2 separate regions of the Homo sapiens genome follow, and region 2 is linked to region 1. Evidence: chromatin loops called from intact Hi-C (ENCODE). Cell type or tissue: PC-3. All regions are shown on one strand.

Region 1 (2,500 bases):
ACTACATGAATTTTCATTTCCTCATATTTTTACTGCAAGGATAGCCCATGAGATAATTCAACACATATAGGTCTCTTAGTCTGCTAATCCTGTAGGAAAAGAAAAGAAAATTAGCATAATATCTAGGTGAATGTATAATGGCTCTTAGTTAACATTTCTTTGTCTAAATATTCATAACCCAAGGGATGATTGAAGTTTAATCAATAGTTTCTAAAATCCTTTCCCCCGCTTTTAAAAAAATAAGCATAGCATTTTCCTGACTCCTGTCCTTGGGGTGGAGATTGGGGAACAAGTAAAAGCTTATAGAGTCTTGTTTGATAAAAAACATTTTTTTCTAAGGGAAAGGAATAGCAACATTTGCTGCCACTTAAAATCCATCCTTAAAATTCACACAAAGCACATTTATTGCTTACTTTCACAATGATCTAGGGACCAAAGAGTAACAAAAAACAAAACAATAAATAAATGCACAATCGGGCATCTCTGCTGTCAAGTATTCCTTGAAGGCCTGGCAGAATCTGACATGGAGTAAGTTACTGGAAGCCGGATTTAGTCAATTACCTGTCTTTTTGCTCCTAATGTTCAGAATCCAGTAAATGGCTGTAGCCTAAGGTAGAGAAGTACCAGTTAAGTGCATTTTGACTGTGGTTTAAGCAATCGAGGTCGTCTCCAGCTTCTTTGGAACAATGCCATTCTTTAGCATGACATGGAGGGTAACTATGTGCTTATTCACTAGATGGAATACCTGCTTCATGTAGTTGGCTGGGCTCTGTTACCATCTGTTTCTTTCTTTGTTTCTTTCTGTTTGTCTGTCCCTCGCCCTCTCTTTCTCTCTCCCTCTCTTTCTGTCTCTCTCTCTCTCTCTCTTTAACACACACACACACACACACACACACACACACACACACACACACACACACACAACTTTTTAGAGTCATGGAGAGAGGGTCTCATTATGTTGCCCAGGCTGGTCTTGAACTTGTAGGCTCAAGCAATCCTCCCACCTCAACTTCTTGAGTAGCTGAGACTACAGGCATGCACCACTGCACCTGGTTTCAATATTCGTATTGTCAGTATCTCATCAGTTTTTGACTATCGCCACCTCTATCTATTTTATAGGGAAAGAAAATCTTTCTTTGCCCTAATATCTAAGTAGCTTAGGCACACCTGAGAACTGGGAAACCATTCCCAACCATTGCCAGTGGGGAGACGTCCTGCTTCAGTGTGATACAGTTAGCCAGTGTTTATTGAGCCCTTCCCCATGCTCATGTTTGTATTCATCTCTGAGGAATGTCTCTATAGTGATCCTATTCTAGAGACATTTCCCCCCTCTTCTGGACAGATTAAACCCGAGAAGAACTTGCTGGTTCCTGTAAGCCGAGCAGCCTGTTTGTGCTGTGCCCTCATTCTAGGTGCATTCTTTGGCTGGCATATTTGTGGGCACAGAGTATTCACGAACAAGGTTTCAGCAGTTTATAGTCCCTAGGGGGCGGGGTGAGTCAAAAACATTGACTGTTTCCATTTGCCCTCTGGAGGCAGTGTTTAACCTCCAAGTGGATGTGGTGCCCAGAGGAAACAACCTCAACCAGGAACTGGCAGGCACCTGCCTCATCAGGGCATCAGTGTGCACAGGGAGAGAGGGAGTGTGTCAAAAGGTCCAGCCCATTTGGCTGTGGGGAGAGGCCTTATAATAACACATCAGTAGCATCACTTTACACATGCCTCTGCAGACACGAGCTGTCCAGCTCCCTGTTCCTCAGGGTGAGGCTGGGGTAGAGCTGGGAATGACGGACTCTGGGGACTGATGGAGGGCCATACCTTCGAGACCAAGGATGGTGTTCTCTTGCACATGCTTGCCACCTCTTATTGGTCCTCCGATTCCTAGGGAATTTTCTTTAGCATTCTTCTCAACTGGGCTCAGTTGTTGAAAGAGCACACACACACACACACACACACACACACACACACACACACATACATTTTAATCCTGTGCTTCACATGCTGTGAAGCTAAAGAAGAGTGCAAGAGGAAGGCAGCTTACATCAGATCTGACAGTCTTACTGATCGTTGCTGATAAAAACTGGCAAAGGGAAAAGTAATCGGAGCCTCGGGAATTCAATTCACTCCTTTAATCCACTCAGCAGATATTTTATTTTTAAAACACAAGCACAGCCATCAGCAAAATTGAGAGGCTGTGTGGGACCCCAAGGCACTTTAAACTTTTGAGCCCTCCTAACTCCCACTCCAGCCCTACCTTCAAATAGTCCCTCTTAGCCATTTCATCTGCTTGGGTGTATCCTCCTCACCATCCCTTTTCCTTATTCCCTAGAAGCCAATAAAAAAAAAAACTTGCCTGTTGGCATTAATTAAAAAAAGGAAGACACTTTATGATCTAGATCATCAGCTAGAGACTTGTGCAGTATATCATCCCTACTTTTTATGATTCTCATATTGTCTTCATGTCTTTCTCATTTGCAGCAAGTAGATGACACAGTGCTGC
Region 2 (2,500 bases), 340 kb before region 1:
AGGGCAGAGAGCTATTCCTGTTTCTGTTTTTTCTCAGTTGCCTTCAGCTCAAAATCATCCTTATTCCAATGTGGCATATTTTGGGGTGACATATTCTGGTTCCCTTAAGTATAATCATTGTAGAGCAAATGCAGACACAGTACCTGTGATGTAAATATTTAGTGAATGAATTTAGTCCTGTGTGAAATCCTCCCTCCCCTCCCTTCCCATTCCTTCCCACCACTTCACGCTTAACCACAGTGCAGCATTCTTACTTTTTGGGGTGACATATTCTGGTTCCCTTAAGTATAATCATTGTAGAGCAAATGCAGGCACAGTACCTGTGATGTAAATATTTAGTGAATGTTAGTCCTGTGTGAAATGCTCCTCTCCCCGCCCTTCTCATTCCTTCCCACCACTTCACGCTTAGCCACAGCGCAGCATTCTTACTTTTCTCCTCCTGCTCAGCTTGGAGAATTCAGATGTCGATGAGACAAAATGGATCCTACTCTCCTGGAGATTACAGTCTAGCAGGGGAAATGTATATTAAGCAAATATCACACAAATAGTTGTTAAGTTGTGATAACTGCTGTGAAAGGAACGTATAGAGTGCTTTGAAAATGCCCTGGCATGGTGGCTCACGCCTGTAATCCCAGCACTTTGGGAGGCTGTGGCAGGTGGATCACCTGAGGGCAGGAGTTCAAGACCAGCCTGGCCAACATGGGGAAACCCCGTCTCTACAAAGAATACAAAAATTAGCCAGGCGTGGTGGCTCGTGCCTATAATCCCAGCTGCTCGGGAACTAAGGCAGTAGAATCACTAGAACCCAGGAGGCAGAGGTTGCAGTGAGCCGAGATTGCGCCACTGCACTCCAGCCTGGGCGATAGAGTGAGACTCCATCTTAAAAAAAAAAAAGAAAATACATAGTACAGGATCTAGCCTAGTCTACAGAGTCAGAAATCTTCTCTGGGGAGGATCTCTGAAGGATCCTAGCATCAGGGAGATGGAGCAGAGGCAAGAAAGGGCATGCCAAACATAGGGAAGATAGTTGTGAAGGCTCCCAGTGAAGAAGAAGATCAATGCGCACAAGAAATTGAAAGAAGGTAGCGTAGTGAGGGAGAGCTTAGCTCAAAACCAAACCAAACCAAACAAAAACAAACTGGAGAGTTAACTGAGCTTAGGTCATTCTGCGCTGTGGTTAAGCGTGGTATTAGTCATCTGATTTTTGGCAAGTTACTCCTTCTACGCCTCAGTCTGTTACATTAAGGTTGATCATTCTCATCTTCAGGGAGGCAGTTAAAATGGAAAATAAATCATATGAAACTGGCCAGGTGCGGTGGCTCACGCCTGCGGGCGGATCAGTTGAGGCCAGAAATTCGAGACCAGTCTGGCCAGTGTGGCAGAACCCCGTCTCTACTAAAATACAAAAACTAGCCGGGCCTGGTGGCACACACCTGTAGTTTCAGCTACTTGGGAGACTGAGGCAGGAGAATCACTTGAACCTGGGAAATGGAGGCTGCAGTGAGCCGAGATCGCGCCACTGCACTCCATCTTGGGTGACAGAGCAAGACTTCATCTCAAAAAAATATATAAATAAATAAAGTATGTGAAACTTTTAACTGTATGTCTGGTATTTTTAAAAATTTTTATTTTTAAATTTTTATATATTTACTTATTTTTGAGACTTAACTGGGTTATGAGACTGGCTAATTTTTGTATTTTTGGTAGAAACAGGGTTTCACCATGTTGTCCAGGCTGGTCTCAAACTCCTGAGCTCAAGCGATCCATCGCCTTGGCCTCCCAAAGTGCTGGGATTACAGGCACAAGCCACCACACCCGGCTTGATATTATTTTTATCATTAAAAGTTTTACCTGTTTTCTAGGAAAAGCATTCTAAGATATTTTACACATTTTTCTGTCTTTTTGAACATAATATTTTAAACATGATACACCTTTTATTGATAACTTCAGGTTGTCATTATCAGCTTCAAACAGCATACTATACTAAAGTTTAGGTCTGATTGTCCTTGATTTAAATGATCCAGTATCCTGTCTTTTTGTGTTCTTGGGTCTGATTTGTATTTAATTTGTTATTTGTTTCCTTATTGTCAGGCATTTTCTTCCTGCTCATAGCTTACTGTCTTCTAGTAGTCTTTGTTTCCTTCTTTCTTTTGGAGTTAGAAATTGGATATAAGAATGTGTTGCTCTTTGTAAAGTTAAAGTAAATAGACCTGAGGTGAGTAATAAGGCTTGTGAAATTTTAACATCTGTCTTGTCCCTTGAGAGGCCATTTTTGTTTACTTTCAATTCTTGGTTATTATGAAGATTCATGAAATTGCTGGATATGTGAGCTGTATCTGCTCTCCAATTTGCCGGACAGTAATTGGACAGAGGAGAAAATTGGCTGTTCCATTGGGTAGTGTTTTCCTAGCACATTGTGGCTGGCTGGCTCAGGGCGCTATATCATGCTTATTAATTTATGTATGTAATGTGATACTTAGCATTTATTGTTTGTTATACT

Evidence for each region. A loop is a pair of places that touch in the nucleus more often than their neighbours do. Peaks named below come from ENCODE experiments on the same cell type or tissue, not always from the same donor. Only the 100,000 strongest peaks of a DNase experiment are listed, where the experiment ranks them.
Region 2: it touches region 1 in a loop (4-fold over the local background); 2 of 110 quality-filtered maps call a loop at or near these places.

Annotation. Positions count from the first base shown.
Region 1 is chr7:133,852,476-133,854,975 of GRCh38, forward strand. All of the region lies in intron 11 of EXOC4 (exocyst complex component 4), which reads left to right. Among named protein-coding and RNA genes, the nearest start is that of LRGUK, 270 kb to the right of the region's middle. In PC-3, CTCF peaks have their summits at 1,483 and 2,452; DNase peaks (open chromatin) are centred at 696 and 1,396; H3K4me3 peaks cover 384 bases; H3K27ac peaks cover 1,154 bases.
Region 2 is chr7:133,511,547-133,514,046 of GRCh38, forward strand. The region is part of intron 9 of EXOC4 (exocyst complex component 4); the gene reads left to right. Among named protein-coding and RNA genes, the nearest start is that of MIR6133, 220 kb to the left of the region's middle. In PC-3, no CTCF peak of the experiment used is centred here; a DNase peak (open chromatin) is centred at 1,205; H3K4me3 peaks cover 682 bases; H3K27ac peaks cover 1,805 bases.